2 separate regions of the Homo sapiens genome follow, and region 2 is linked to region 1. Evidence: chromatin loops called from intact Hi-C (ENCODE). Cell type or tissue: PC-3. All regions are shown on one strand. Each heading gives the region's core, and the rest is flanking DNA. Links, peaks and the distances in the headings are about the cores only. Region 1 overlaps COL8A1 (collagen type VIII alpha 1 chain). Region 2 overlaps LOC105374007 (a long non-coding RNA gene).

Evidence for each region. Hi-C counts contacts between places; a loop is a spot of excess contacts. Peaks named below come from ENCODE experiments on the same cell type or tissue, not always from the same donor. Only the 100,000 strongest peaks of a DNase experiment are listed, where the experiment ranks them.
Region 2: a loop joins it to region 1, with 7 times the contacts of the local background. A loop is called at or near these places in 5 of 110 quality-filtered maps.

Annotation. Positions count from the first base shown.
Region 1 is chr3:99,749,951-99,758,292 of GRCh38, reverse strand. All of the region lies in intron 2 of COL8A1 (collagen type VIII alpha 1 chain), which reads right to left. Among named protein-coding and RNA genes, the nearest start is that of CMSS1, 64 kb to the left of the region's middle. In PC-3, for the core only: CTCF peaks have their summits at 4,494 and 4,693 (motif pointing right); DNase peaks (open chromatin) are centred at 4,752 and 6,472; H3K4me3 peaks cover 344 bases; H3K27ac peaks cover 724 bases.
Region 2 is chr3:99,528,641-99,536,982 of GRCh38, reverse strand. The region is part of intron 1 of LOC105374007 (a long non-coding RNA gene); the gene reads left to right. All of the region lies in intron 1 of LOC105374005 (a long non-coding RNA gene), which reads left to right. Among named protein-coding and RNA genes, the nearest start is that of COL8A1, 110 kb to the left of the region's middle. In PC-3, for the core only: CTCF peaks have their summits at 4,310 and 4,511 (motif pointing right); DNase peaks (open chromatin) are centred at 1,412 and 4,522.

The sequences.
Region 1 (8,342 bases), core at 125-8,124:
TGTCATTTAAAACCTGACAAAGAAAAAAAAGGTTTTTACCTTTTAGTAAGAATGTGCTAACTAATGTTTGCCAAAAGTTCTTGAATCCTGGAAGACATTCTACTTGTAAGCCGATTAGCCTAACTGAAATTCCTCCTTTGGGCTCCTGCTCATACCTATTTTTAAAGTGTGATGTCACCAAAAGGCGAGATGAGAAAGATTTATTTTATCTCTCTGTAATGTTCTACTATGAGCTTGATGCAAAAGTAAGTTTTTGCCATTGAAAGTAGTGGCAAAAACCATGATTACTTTGGTATCAACCTAAAAGAATGTATTCTATTCTATTTATTTTCTCACTTTAGAATAACTTATACAAATTTTAAAAGGTTTTAGATTCAAAGATCTCAAGGAACACTTGATACAAGGATAGATTCATGCTGATCAGGCTGAGTGACAGTAGCCTCTAAAATCCAGTCTAGATTCTATGCTGTAAAAATGTGAGGCTTCTGTTTTCTCATTAAATACTTTCTGAAAAGGGCCTTAGTTTGGGAACAGATGTATCCCATTCAATTCCTTCTTCATTTCTCATTTTTATTTCTTTACTAGTTTTCATCCATAGGTACTCAATAGCTACGGCAGATAAAATGATGGTGATGGAAAAAAGGCCAGCCCTGAGCATGAGGTCAGAACTGATAAAGGTAAATGAACTGATATAAGTTTAAGTCAGGCTAGAATCTTAGACATGGATCTTAGAAGATTAGACAGAATTAATACGGCAGTCAAAAGAAGTCATCTTTTGGGGCTACCAGCCTGACAATTATGTAGTTATTTGTTTAACTTTTCAGGTCGGCAGTGCTCCCCAGCAAAGAGTATGAAGAATGGGTGAGAAATGTAGACCCCATAAAATCTGTAGGAACCTAAGATAAAAATCTGTTAATGCTTAGTCAATGTCATGAATGGTCAACAAGAGGTTAACTGTGACACCAGAGAAAGAGTGTATTAGACAAGAGTTGCACCCCGAGGAAGAAAAGTTTCTGCCAACATTTTTATTAGGTTTCACCTGACAAAATGAATTTTGATATAAAAACAAGTAGAAAGAAAAGATTCCTGTCTAATTTATTTTTCCCCTTTAAATTCAGCAATTTATTCAAGCTTTTCTTTATTCATTTCTTTATTCAACAAAGATTTGCTGAATGCCAACTATTTGCCAGGTGCAGTTCTAATTGCTGGGGATACAGCAAGAAGACAGAAAAGTCCCTGTCTTTCTAGAGTTTATATGCCATTAGAATTTCGTTTCTTCTTCATCTACAAAAATGACCATAGCTAATTCAGATCCATCAGAGAAGCTAAAATATTTAAAAGGAGCATTCTCTGTAAAAAGTAGGGACTGAAAAAGAAACCACATTTCCTTGGAATTTAGTGATCCTTCAGTTTTCTCTGCATATGGATCTTTACACTACTGTTTACATAGTTTTGGCTCTATGCTGGATTTACTGCTGATTTTGGCTAAGACGTTTGTATCCCCAAAGTGAGTGTTTTCTTGATCATGCTTAGGTGACGTGATGGTACTGTCCCCAAATCTTTGAGTCCAAGTTCAGCACAGCGTAGCTGCCTGGAAATTGAAGACCCTGGTTCCCATAAAAGAACCACTGGCTCAGAGACCAAGCACATTTCTTCCCATTTCTACTGTAACATTTATTTCTCAAGAGTATAAATCTCAGGCCGATATTTAACATTCTTTTTAACTGAACTGTGGACGTTTTCCTTGTACTTCTTGAAATAGTTAGGAGCTAAGCTTCTATTATTCATATTTATAAACATGTCCTAAACAGGAGGCATGATTTTATAATTCATGAGTCTTTGAAACTATTTTTACAAAGGAACACTTAGAAATATTACATCATATCAGGACCATGGTCTGGTTCAGAATTCTAAGAGTGGAATACTCCATGTGGCAGAATATAATTATTGCTATACATGGCTTATCCTAAAACAGGTGGTGACATTTTCTAAAGATTCTTGGACTAAAAGTCTTTTTCACTTTCAAAAATGAATTCTCAAATTGAGTTCACTGGTACAATTGGAGGATTATAAGATTCAGAAAATGATTCTACCCCAAGCTCCCCTATTTTGATAAATGGTATTCGTACTTATCTAGTTGCTCAGGCTCAAAGTGCAGGAGACATTCTCGATATCTCTTCTTCTCACACATCCAATCCATCTGCAAGTTTTATGATCTCTTTAATGAAAATGTATCCTGAGTCACTGGGCACCGATCATGTTTTGCCTGGACCAGTGCCTTACCTCCCTGTCTCCATTCATGTGCGGAGTCCAATCTCCTCAGAGAAACCAGAGTAATGATTTAAAGAAGTAGACCAGATCCTGTCACTCTGTTCAAAATCCACCTGTGGCTCCCCACCCCAGTTCATGTAAACTCTGAACTCCCCTCCACAGCCTGCAAGACCTAAGCGATCTGGCTCCGCTCTCTTCTTTGACACCATCTGCTCTTTAGTTACCAGGCTCTGGCCAGTGGTCTTCTTGCCATCTTGCAACAAGCCAAACTGGTTCTCAGCCTTGGGACTTCCCATTTGCCTGAACTGTCTTCCAGATCATTGTGTTGCATGGCCTTGCCTTCTTCAGATCTCAGATCACATGTCACCTCCTCAGAGTGGCTTGTGTTGACCATTCAATTTTAAACAGCATCCCTCATCCTATCATTCTCTATCCCTTTCCCTTATTTGATTTTTCTTCATGATCAACATGGTATTAAATATTTATTTATATTCACATTTATCAACTCTTCTCCAACTAGACAGAATGTAAGCTTTAAGGGTAGAATGGCATTTTTGCCCTCATTCACTGCTAAACTCCCCAACCTAAAACAGTGCCAGCCACATAGCAGATTCTCAACACATATTGGTTGAGTGAATTAATGGAGTGTTTACTATCCTTGAAGTCTAATTATTCATTTACTTCTACTATATTTGTATAAAGAACTTTTAAAAAACTCAACTATCAGAGGGAGTCATCTTATTTCAGGATTTGATTGTTAAACTATAATTGTGGGGCCAAGCATAGGCCTAATAACTAGGATATATGAACCCTCACTTATTTTTTCAAGTTGTTTAAAGTTTCTTTGCTTCAATTTCCTTTGTTTTTCTTTACACTTCTGTGTGTCAATATCTTTATTTCTCAAATGGTGTTGATAATAAGCTTATCTAGCCTAATTTTAGGGTTGCTTTGGTGACTAAATATGTGCAAATACTTGAAATGACATCAAGAAATCTACTAAAATGAGGTACTGATAGTTTACCCTACTGTATTTTAATTGTTACCCATTATTCCTCTGACTCTATGTTTATTTTTCCTTCATTACCATGAATTTGATGCCAGCAAGTCTTAGCATGTTACACATATACAGGTGCAAAGAAACCTAGTACTGTAGTACTTTGGTTTGATAACTCTGGTTTGGTCTATTGAGATAAATTATTTGGTAACTGAGATGTTTTAGATAAGGAGCTAAAAGGATTATCAGGGACCTGGTTTTTAAATCCAAGAAGATCTCTGGTAAGAGAAGGTTGGAGTGAGAGGGGGTTGAACCTCAATCCACTGGCAAATATGTGATCTTTCTGTAGGAGTTCTTTGGTGAGGACCCTTGGGAGGCAGAGAACAGGCAGGGATGCAGAGCTCAGGTGCACAGGCCAAGTACAGTATTCAGAAAAATAAAGGAAATGTGTATCTTTCTTATTGAGCTCTTTAATTCTCCCACAAACACCATGAGTGTTATTGTTTACTGCTAGCACTTATGGACGATAGACCAGGAGATCAAACCTCTTGTCCTGGCTTCTTTCACACATGAGAGACAATTTGAAAAAAAAAAACAGTATAGTTATTATCCATGATCTCCCTCTTTGCTCTTGTGATCGCATTCAGTGGATAACTTGAGCAGCTACTCTAAAATTTAATCTGACTTTACAGAACCCCTAAACCACATTTTTGGGAATTACATAGCTATGTAAACTATGGTTTTATTTTTTCTACTTCATAGATGAAAAAGTGGATCTAAGTGACTTGTCTAAGATTGTATAGCAGGTGGAAAAATGATTCCAAATCTTAATCCAAGTTGGTGCTCATTTTGTTGCATTTGGCTTTCTGTAGGTAGAAACATTTCTTTAATTATTGGATATAAGCTGATTTCATTTGGAAGGATCAGAAAAAAATTATTTATTCAGTGTATACTTAATAAAATTTTGCAGACCCATATCTGTAACTGACAACAGTTTACAAGTACTAATTGTTTCAGCAACTATGTTTTAAATTGATATAAGAGAAACTGGTTAGTGTAGTTATCTTCCCAGTAGCTGTCTAGGTTCAGTCCAAGCTCTACCATTTTACTGACTGGGCAACCTCAAGCAAGTCTTTTCATTGCTTTGTACATTTGTAGTTTTATTTCTTGTCTCCAAACTGGGAAAATTTGTATTATCTCATGGGTTTGCTGTGAATAATTGAACATATATAAAGCATAGAACCATGCCTAGCACATAGTAAGTACTATATATGTATTTATTTTCATAGTACTGAGATACAAATGTAGATAAGACCGGAGCACATTAGACTTTATCCTTAAGGGATCTCATTTTGAACATAGTTTTGTGTAAAAAAAAAGCAGTTTCTAAATGAAAAAGCAGCATTTCATTCTGTAGTCTCTTGATGCAGTAATTCAAAGTCATCACTAGATGGCAATTGTGATCCATGTGACTTCAGCTGCAGCGGTACTAACTGATGGGTCCAACCCTGGCGTCAGTGTTTTCTATACCCTATAGCATTGAGAAGTCAGGCAGTTTCTTTCCCACAAAGTGAGCCTTTAACAAAACTCCAGTCAGCAAAGCTTTCATTCTGTGGTCACCCTTGGGGCTCACCCATAGGCACCTAGTCCTTGTGATGGCAGCCTCACAGAAGTGTGGGTTTACTTGCCTGCATCTTATCATATCAGGAGTGCCTTTCACCAGATAACAACAGGACAGTGTCAGGATCCTGTGTCAAGAAGATCAGTTAGTGGTTCTTAAAGTGTGGTCCCCCTGCCAGTAGCCTCACCATCATCTGGCAATTTGTTAAAAATGCAAGTTCTTGGGCCCCATCAGATCTGCTGACCAGTATTTTAATAAGCCTTCCAGATGATTCTGATGTCTGCTAAAGTTTGAGAACCATTGAGATAAACCAGTGCATAGCATCATATATAAAGGTTGGTGCTGGAAGGGTCCTCAGATAACATTTTGCCCAGTCCTCCCATTTTGCTGAGAAGGAAAACTGAGGTCCAGGGAAGTTAAATGATTTACCACAAGTCATAGCAGTAGGCATGTGGCAGAGCCGGGCTCCAGGGCTGGTGAGTTGCATGTCCCAGCTTTCCTCATATACCCATCTCCCCTTCTCCCCCTCTAAACTGAGGCCACTAGGTGCACATTCTAGCCTGATACCTACTCATGAAATTAAAAAGTCATTTATTTATGCGGGAGTTTGTTCATTTCAATAGACATTTCTATGATGATACAAAATTGAGTATGATGAATTCACTGTAGTCCAGAGTGTGTGCATATGTGTACATGCATGTGTGTGTGGGGGGGCATGTGGGGGGCGTGAGGGAGAATCAAGTAAAAGTCCTCATCTCAATTGATAGGAGAGGGATATATGCAGAGAACCATGGGAAATAGGTGAGTGCAATCAGGGATTAGGTAACGCAGGTAAGAGGAAAAAACTTTGGAGCTGACCTTGGGTGATAAGTAGGAGTTCAGCAGATATAGAAGTCAGGATAGGGCATTTGGGGAGAGGGATCAGAATATACAAGCACATGGCGCCATAAAATAGTGTAGGGGAATCACAAGAGTTTTGCTTGAAGGGAAGGGAGTAGTAGAAGAGTGATCATGTTATAAATAATAATAATATTACTACCACTACTACTAATAGCTGGGACTTATTAAATGTTAACTATGACCAAACCCTGTACTAACCATTTTATATCTATTATTGATTTAATTCTTAAATGATTTTGCAAGAGTCTACTCTTATTTCTACTTTACAGATGACAATGAACATGTCCACACTGTGCTAGTTTCCTTAAAACCAAGTGTTACTATTTTCCATTTCTTAGATCAACATTAAACTTAGAAAAAGAGCTTTCATGTTTACTTCTTCCAGGATGTCCATAATGCAAAGTAAGTATCTATTTGCAGGGGATGAGGAGTATATTCTTAATATATATAATTTTATTATAAGCATATTTTCATAAATGCATTAAATCAGGAGGATTTTGGCAATAATTTGGATTTTTTAACTCAAAGAATGAATGTCCCATTATTCTTCAGCATATCAGCAACTTTAGAAGTAGCCAATTTTTCATGATAATAGAAGAATTGTGTCTTAAAAGTGGCTAAGAACGCTCATTTCAATTGCTTGACTCACTAAAGAAAGGAAGCTGAGTAATGAATGAATAACCTGGTCTGAAATCATTGGTCTGTTTTATTTTTAGTTTTAACTTTATAAGTGTTCATTGTGAATGTGCTTTCCACAGTCACTGTTAGCGTCTTTCCTTCATTGCGTAGGACTGCCCACAACCAAACTAAAAATTCGAGTTATAATTAAAGTTCTAGTAGGATTCAAAATACCTAATTTTTCGTCAGTAAGATTCAAGATGTTTCTGGATTCTTTAAGATATTTTTGAGTGATTTTACTTTTTCCTGAGAAGATAAATTTTCTTTTCTTTTTTTCAGTCTCACTCTGTTGCCCAAGCTGGAGTGCAGTGGTGCGATCTCAGCTTACTGCAACCTCCACCTGCCTGGTTCAAGCAATTCTCCCTGCGTCAGCCTCCCAAGTAGCTGGGATTACAGGCACCCACCACCACACCTGGCTAATTTTTGTATTTGTAGTAGAGGCAGGGTTTCGCCATGTTGGCCAGGCTGGTCTCAAACTCCTGACCTCAGGTGATCTGCCCGCTTTGGCCTCCTATATTGCTGGGATTACAGGTGTGAGCCACCATGCTTAACCCTGAGAAAATAAATTTTCTGTTCCTACTTTCTCATCTGCAAAATATTGGCATTGGAGGAGGTAATCTAGAAGGCCCCTTCCAGCTCTAATGGTCTGTGGATTTATGATTTAATGATTAAATGGCACAAATAACTCATTTCTGAATTTTCTTTGTAGTAAAATTTTAGTATTCATGAAAGAAATTATAAGACCAAATCTCTCTCCATAAATTTTTAAATGGCATCTCTAAAATAGCTCTATATTTCACTTTTTAGGATCACTGAGACTCTATCCAGCTCAAAGATGTGTTTATGTATTTCCACCTGACATTTTACACACTTAGGAGCCAATCATAAGGCCAGTTTTAAGTAGATGCCATTAGAAATGATTGATGGCCAGTTTATGTTTTAAGGTGAAAGAGGTACACTTTAATGATGCTCTACTTTTCTGATTGCCACAATAACAACTTTCAGCTTTACCAGCCCGTATTACAACTTTGATCTTTACACTCATGTTCATAGCTGCAGGTGAAATGCTTTCTCAAGAAAATCTTGAAAATTCAATCCAATTTTTAACCTTTCTTGTCTAGAGAAGTTGAATAGCCTACAGGTTGCTTTATCTTGAATCAAAGAAAGGGCAATAACACCTGGAAGGAAGAACCTATTACATTTATTATTATTTTTTAAAAATTTTGTGATTGAGAGCAAAATTTGCATTTTACTCCCCCTGGACAATTTTGTCTTTATCACCTATCGATTTTGGAGTCAATTACAATATTTTTTCTGTTTACCAATTATAAAAGCAATATATGTTTTTTTGAAAAATTTACAAAAGAGTATACATGAGGGCACAAAACTGTCTAAAATTCTGCCACCCAGAGTTGGCTATTAATATTTTCTTTTTATTTAATTCTAGGTAAACATGAACATTAGGAAACTGGGGCCAGGTGTAGTGGCTCACGCCTGTAATCCCAGCACTTTGGGAGGCTGAGGTGGGCGGATTCCTGGAGATCAGGAGTTCAAGACCAGCCTGGCCAACATGGCGAAACCCTGTCTCTACTAAAAATACAAAAATTAGCCAGGTGTGGTGGTGTGCACCTGTAGTTCCAGCTACTCAGGAGGCTGAGCCAGGAGAATTGCTTGAACCCAGGAGGTGGAGGTTGCAGTAAGCCAAGATCATGCCACTGCACTCCAGCCGTGGCAACAGAGCAAGAATCTGTCTCAAAAAAAAAAAAAAAAAAAAAAAAAGAAGAAAAAAAGAAAAAGAAGTTGGCAACAAGTTATACATTCTATTTTGAAATATTCTTTAAACAATTAATATATAGTTAACTCATGCATAATTTTAAA
Region 2 (8,342 bases), core at 164-8,163, 220 kb after region 1:
CAAACACTGATGTTCTAAAAACCTGATTTACCACATTTTTGAAGTGCAAAACGGCGCAGTTTCATCCTTCAAAATGCAGAAATTCATATTCAATAGTCCTTGACCTTAACCAGTTGATCTTTGATGTTAGTTTTAATATTTTTGTGTCCCACTCACCATTTGAATGAATCCTTGTGGCTTGTTGGCTTACCCAGAAGGGAACAGCTTGGAGACTGAAGGACTTGAGCTAATAACTGTCTTAGTCATGAGAGTGCAATATCATGCTTTGGGTGTCCTCACCTCTTGGGTACCTTATATTCTCTCCCTGAAGAGAAATGATTTGGCTGAAGTAAGAAATGATTGAGCTGTCACTTCTAAGAAATCAGGACTGTAATACATTAATAACTAAATTAGGGAAATTCTTATTATTTATTACCAATTACCTGTAAAGAACTAGAGAAATGATCTTGAAAATTTCTCCTTTTGATAGGTGAGAAAACTGATTAGAAGGGCTTTTATGTTGGTGACAGCGATGTTTTTAAAAATTTTTAATTTTAAATATATTTTTAGGGATTTGAAATGACCTTTCAGTTTTAGTGAAGGATAAGAAGTGTTTGAAGAAAAGGTTGTTATAAAGAAAATAAGAAAACAAGGATTTTAATAAACCCAGTGAAAGAATAGTAGAATGGATAAAGGGAGGAAGTGGCCAGGGTTGCATGAGACTGTGATCAGTGGATAGAAAAGTGGCAGGCATTTGGGTCTAGACTCTAGGGCACTGAGAGGTCTTGACACATGATGACATCAAATTAATCAATTAAAACTGAACCCAAGCTGAATATGTTCTAGGTGTTTAACCTATATTTGCTCTATTCCTCTTGTTTCACTACCACCCTCTGCCGAAAACATATTTTTTGCTTCCTATACATGTTCAGTAATGCTCAAACTGGAAGGAAAAGGAATGGGTAGAATTAGAATGGGCAGATTTGATGAAGAGGGTGTTGAGAATGGCATGAACACTGAATGTGGCAAAAAACAAGATATGCTTGTGCAAGAAGAGTAAATATGCCAGCAGGGTGGGAAAAATAGGAGCTACAACTAGGAAAATGACAGTTACTTTCTACATAAGTTCTAAAAAAAGTCAAATCTGCTTTTTGTTTCAGAAGCTGAGAAACACTGGAATCTTGAGAGCTGTGTAGTTCTCTGGCACTGTGTTTTCTACATATTTCCTGGGTGCGCTTCCATTAACTGTAATAAAGACATATAACACTCTAAATAGTGAATTTAACTCCACCACTTTTATTTAGTTAGTTTTCATCCAAGATCTAGTGTTTTCTTAAATGCTGGATTGCTGGGCTTCTGCTTATTATAATATGATGTAAAGAAAGTATACTCTCAAGTGTCATCTTGCATGCTGGTGCTTTGAAGACTGAAATAGGAGAATGTCTGAGTCATTGCCATAGCCAGTGGTTATTTTCCAGTTCCCTCTCTGTTAACATGTGGTCATTAATATGTTGTGATAAAACATATGGTTCCATAGTTTAGCATAGTTCCTTGTTGTTAAAGAGGCCAGGGTGTCTGAGCATACCTCAAACTCCGCAGCACATTCCGGCCCCAGCCTGCATTCCTGCCTGATCTCCTCCCATTATGCATACACAATTATGTTCCAGAAATCATACTAAACTTTTCTCATTTCTTTCCAAACATGCCTCAGTGCCTTTGTACTTGCTATTTTCTCTTCCTGGAATACATTTTCCTTCTTCTAAGACTGGTAATCTACATTTCATCCTTCAGAATTGATTTAAAATTTGGCTTCTTATGTAAAATCTTTCCTGACTCTCCTGGGCTGACTTCATGAATCACTTTTTTGGGGATTGCCAATTCTATGTCCTCACAGTACTCTTTAGCTTCTCTAGCTCAATAATATGCTACTGAAACATAGCTCAGCTAATTTTTATAATTCCTCAATGCAACTATTCATTTAATGTCATCTTTCCAAAACATTATATTTAATGTATAAATAATTTCTAAAGGAAGGGTAGCTTATTGTTAAAAGCAAATAGACTTACCACTTTTTTCAACACCCCAAAGTTGAGTCTGTACATTTTTAATATTGCTCCCCTAAAGACTTTTCAGGACCTTTGTCCTTTGGCAGTGGTGTTTGAAGACATGAGAACTCTTTGTTTTTCATAATACATCCTGCAGATTTAGGCAGTTCCACTTTTAGAACTGATAAAATAATTCTAAGATGTGTTCAAGAATAGCAGAGTTTTAAGTTCGTTTCCTATTTGATGAAACTTTTAATTTTTTTTCCCTTAACTGAATTACATGTCACTGAAAATTAAACATCTTCCTTACAAATTTTCTGAAAACTTTAAGTGGCCAAGTATTTAGAATTTTCCTGGTAGTAGTCTGTCAGGACCTATGTATTCCCACTAAACTCTTTTAACTTTAAAAATTCTATGATCTTTCCTCAAATTTGGAATCTTTTATTGCCTTAATTTCATGACTTGTCATGTTACAGTGGTTGACTGAGTATAGAACTTTCATTTTAAGGTTGTATCATAATTTATTCTCTTTGAAGATAGTAAAAGCAACAGCAGTCTGAATTTATGGGAATGTTCAACAGTTTCGTTCTCTTACTCCCTCCAATATTTTATTCTTCTAATTTTCTTCCTGGGAGGAAACTTGTGGAAGCTCCAGTGCTTCACAAGAATCAAGGGGAGAATACAGGGATTACAGAGAAAGATCAATGTGAATTTTTTTTTTTTTTTTTTTGAGATGGAGTCTCACTCTTGTTGCCCAGCCTGGAGTGCAGTGGTATGATCTCCACTCACTGCAACCTCCACCTCCTGGGTTTAAGTAATTCTCCTACCTCAGCCTCCTGAGTAGCTGGGATTATAGGCACCTGCCACTACGCCCAGCTAATTTTTGTGCTTTCAGTAGAGATGTGGTTTCGCCATGTTGGCCAGGCTGATCTTGAACCCCTGACCTCAGGGGATCCTCCCACCTCAGCCTCCCAAAGTGTTGGGATTACAGGCGTGAGCCACAGCGCCCGGCCCCATTGTGAAAATTTTAAATTATTTGAGAATGGGCTTCAAACTCTCCTCTCTTTAAGGGGAGGGGATTTTGTCCACTCTTTTTTTTTTTTTTTTTGACAGGGTCTGGCTCTGTCTCACAGGTTGGAGTCCAGTGGCACAATCTTGGCTCACTGCAACCTCCACCTCCTGGGCTCAAGCCATCCTTCTATCTCAGCCTCCCAAGTAACTGGGACTACAGGTGCATGCCACCATACTTGACTAATTTTTTTATTTTTTATATTTTGTGCACACAAGGCTTCACCATGTTATCCAGGCTGGTCTTGAACTCCTGAGCTCAAGCTATCTGTCCGCCTCAGCCTCCCAAAGTGCTAAGATTATAAGCGTGAGCCACCATGCCCGGCCTGCTCTTTCTTTTCTCTTGAAAATGTGATAGTCAGAGCTGGGACAAGTAGAATTGTTGAATTTGTAAGAGCAGGATAGATTAAGATGACACTTTCATTTTAATGAGGAAACTGAGGGCCACAGAGATTAGGGCCTTGTCCAAGGTTACACAATTAAGCAATCTCAAAAACCTGAAAAATTTCAGAGGCAAGTGAATAGGCCTGGCTAAAACAGAGGGGATCAGGTTTTATTTAGTTTTGGGAGAATAAAAACATTGGTACGTGCAATTGCCTTGGGGGTAAAGATACACATATTGGTTACATCTGCATGTCCTTCCAAACATTCACAAACATATGGGAATGAATTATAAGTAACAATGAATGTGAGATAGCTCCATGTTTTAGTGACTTACTTTCAAATCCCATATCCCACTTATGTTCTTCTTTTAGCTGTATTGCCCCTGGCCCAACACACGCTAACTGGATTGTTTCAAATACCAGACATGTAAAGACACTAGCCAAATAATTTTATCAGTACTCCTTTACTTTTGTGATATATTCTCTATAATAAAAAAACCTTGAAATGGCCTATTTATGCATCAAATGGAGACTTTTAAAAATAAATTATGACAAGGTTTCCAACATACATACCTAAGTGGAAAAAAACCAGATAGAATAATAGGTATTTTGTGCTTGTGGACATTTAAAAATATTCATGCGTGTATATGGGAAATTTCCAGAAGAATACACAAAATAAGTAACAGTGGCTATGCTGTGTAGAGGGATTGGGGGTATGAAGTGAGAGATAAACTTGTTTTTTATTGTATAGAATTTGTATACAATATATGTGGGTTTTTCCCCTCATATTTTAAAATAATTAAATAAACACATGCGTTGCCCATAACACAATTCCTATCAAGGACCTTTAGGTGAAGTATGGGAAATAGATCTAATTTTCTCTCTCTTTTCTTCTTTTTCTTTTGCTTGCTGTGCCAATGGTCTTTTTTCTGTTTGCTTTCAATTCCATCTCCCTCCCTTTCCCTGTAGGTTACAAGAGAACACCATGTGAACTGCATTCCCAGGCTCCCTTGCCGGGTGACTTTCATCTAAAGTTAGCCAGTAGGGGGCACTGGGAAGATGCTGGAAGGAAGGAGCACGGAAGAAGGGAGGCTACTTCTACCCAGCCCTCTGCTCCTGGTGGAAGCTCTGGTCCAGTCTCCTCTGTGCTTTAACTCCCTCTTTAGTCCCAGCTTTCAAGAGGCAGTACTGTCAGAGTTCCAGCATTTTTGGTGGGCCCAGTGCTTAGACCCTAGGAATATCATCCTCTCCTTTTGTCCTTCCAGCTTAGGGATATTAGCAACTTTCCACTGTTAATAATTTTTTGATGGCACCTTCCTTCATTTACTCTTTCAGCTATTCTAATACCTTTATAATTAGTTCCCACATTAAATTATCTTATTTAATTATTATATGTCAGGACTCTGTATTGCTAGCTGGGCCCTGACCGATAGAGTCACTATTGAAAGTGAGATATTTCTAGCTCCTATATTTTAAAAGTTATTATTTGTGTATAGGATAACAATTAATTTTATGTATGATTTTTATTATTTATAATCTTATGTATTCCCTTATTTTCTTTTTGAAGTTATTTCTAAAGGTTTAACCTGATGGCCTTGGCTGGAAATTAAAACCAAGATCCCTCAAGCCTTCAACCTCCTAATATGGCTGTTTCAGTTTGATTTCCTGTTTGACTTGAATTGTTTGAGAATGTTTCAGTTCTTGGTTTGTTGGCCTTAATTGTTATTGCAAATTTCTTATGTCTGGCATCATAATTAAAAACTATTATCTATGTGTGGCTCTTACGGAAAATCTTAATACATTTGCTAGTGTGAAATAGTATAGGTGACATTCTTTAATTATAATACAAAATTTATGGAAATTTTCTTTATGGGCTATTACCTGCCAACTTTAACACATTTTCCATTTGTCTTTAAAAGTTGCTTCATTTGATTTTATATATGTGTGTATGTATATAACATCCATATTATTATGTTACTTATTTTTTTCTGTATTGGTACTTATTTTATTTTATTATTTTTTTTGAGACTGAGTTTCGCTCTTGTTGCCCAGGCTGGAGTGCAGTGGCATGATCTCAGCTCACCGCAACCTCCACCTCCCAGGTTCAAGCAATTCTCCTGCCTCAGCCTCCCGAGTAGCTGGGATTACAGGCATGCACCACCATGCCCGGCTAATTTTGTATTTTTAGTAGAGACAGGGTTTCTCCATGTTGAGGCTGGTCTTGAACTCCTGACCTCAGGTGACCCACCCGCCTCTGCCTCCCAAAGTGCTGGGATTACAGGCGTGAGCCACTGCGCCCAGCCGGTACTTATTTTAAATCTATATCATTTGTCAAAGATTGTGTGTATGTTTTGTATTACTATCCATTTATGTCTACTTCCAGTTTTTGGCATTATGCATTTTTATGTTATATTATTTGGTGCATAGATATTAAGGATAGCTAGGTAGCTAGGTCTTCATTATGGAGTATATACTTCATCATTATCAAGTCCCATTCTTTGACAAATTTAATAACTTTTGCCTTGAAATTGTAACTTGCTTTTTAATTAAAATGTCCTGGAATGTTTTTCTCTAATACATCTTTGAATTTGTTTCTAATTCATTTACTTCTCTTCATGGATATGCATATTGGATCTTATTTATTTGTCTTCCATATTAATTTTAATTTATCTTTAATTTTTCTTTCCAATGATTTCGAATTATTTTTCTCTCGTTCATTTTACTCGGTGTTCTCAAGTCTAACTTCCATAATTAAGTCTGTATTTTTGGTGACATCCATTAAAAGATGTCTGCTTCTAAAGTGGATTTTATTTCTGAATTAATCATATTTATTTCTTTTATTTCCTTGCTAAATTCTGCTAGCTTACTTTTATTGTCCTTCTATTGGCTTGTCTTTTCTTCTTTGAGCCATTCTGTCTTGTTCTAAATATTTCTTCAAAAAGGCTTTATTTAAAATTTTTTTCAATATCATTGAAAATTATTTGAGGAAATAATATATTTCTTCTATAATTGTTACATTTAATTTGTGTGCCTCTTTTGTATAATTTTTTAATTTTTTTCTTGTAGTATCTCTATATGTTGTTTTTATTCCAGCTTCTTTCTGATATTTTTCTCATCTTTAAATGGGGCCATTGTTTCGGGGGTAGCTAGCTATTTGCTAAACAATAGTCTGAAAAAGGGCTGGGGAAGTAAGTTGGGGCAGAAGATAGCTTTATTATGGTTCTGCTGTTTCAATTCTTTTCCCAAAGTTTCTGCTAGGGGACAGATTTTTGCTCACTTCTTTCACAGATGTGCCCTTTCAGTTTGCTTATCTTGCAATGGAGCAATGTGTTGGAATTCGTATTTATTAGTTTTACTTTAGCAATTTTGAACAGCAACTGTTACCCACCATCTCTCCTTGCCATACTGCCAGCCTAGTAGTTTGAAAGATGGTGTGTCTGCCTCCTTCATCATTTGGCCCCACATTGCCTGTCACTCTACAATTTGCTGTTTCAAATAAAAAAATCCCTGGTCAGGCACCTTAGGGCTGTGTCTCTTTCCTTTGTAGAATTCCATGCTCTGCCTGAGGTCTGTTAAGGTATGCATCTATTATGCTCAATTGAATCCAAATCTCACTGTATTCCTCACAGTTTTTGGTTTGGTATTGTAGTAGCTAATATAATTTAAAATGGAATTTCCTTGTTTTTATTTTTTTCTTATTGTTATTTTCAGCCAATTTCAGAGAAGAGAATAGACGTAGAAGCATCTTTACTTTGCAATCTGTAACTGTAAGTCTGTAGGCCAGTTGCTGTCAGAATGGTAACAAACATTGCTGGGTTCACTCCCAACAGTTTCTGATAAAGCAGTTCTCTGGGAGGGTCCTAGAATTTGCATTTCTACAAGTTCCCAGGTAATGATGAGGTTGTTTGACTATGGGTCATACTTTGAGAACCCCAGCTTTAGGTTATTTATATAATAGCAGCACCATCTCTAGGCTTACCTAGTAAGAGATAGATTTGAATCACAAGTCATAAATGTCAGATGGAATTTTACTGAGTTCTTAATCACTATGTGTTTTGTAAGACTGCTGTGTATAGACTTTCTTAAAGGTCAGTGAAAATGTCTAGGGCTATTGACTCGGTGGAAATAGTTTTGTTCATTTTTTTCCTCAAATAACCAATTTTACTCAAGATTGAGCTAACTCTTTTCCTGGCTGGTCTCAAGTTTTCTAAATGTAATTAACACTCAGACTCATGTGTTTAAAGTATATTTAAACAGGTACTTCTTTGCTCTGAACTTCTATCCATAGTTTTTAGCTTTGAACTACTCAGTAGATAGCTGACATATTGAACTGAGCTCTACCCATGTATTCCACCTGAATGCTTTTCACTCTGGCCAATGTATTTTCAGGTTTGACAATTTGATGACTTGCTCATCTCTATCTCAATTTTCCTATCTTTCCCAACATAGGACAGAGATTGGCCCAGTAAATGCCATGTTTCAAGCAGCAGAAAGCCCAAACACACTTAAAACTCAATGATTCAGGTTAATCTAGAGAAAACTAGAGATTCGATAGAGGTAATGAATTTTCTGGCTATGTATTAATAATGAAACCTCTGTAGTTATAATAAGCTTTAATTGGGTGAAAGATTTACTTAAAACTTAAAAATTCAGAAGCTGCATCTGGGGAAACAATTTAATCTTTTGTTGGTGGTTCATGTTAACTTTTTTCAATGGTGTCATTTCTGCTGCCCATAAATTGTAAGCTGCTCTACATACAGAGTTCAAACCTGAATCTATGCTGTGAGCTGAAGGATAATTCTGGCATTTGTTAATCTACACCAGAAATGCCGATCTGTAATAATGGGAAGCTTTGATGACTGGAAAG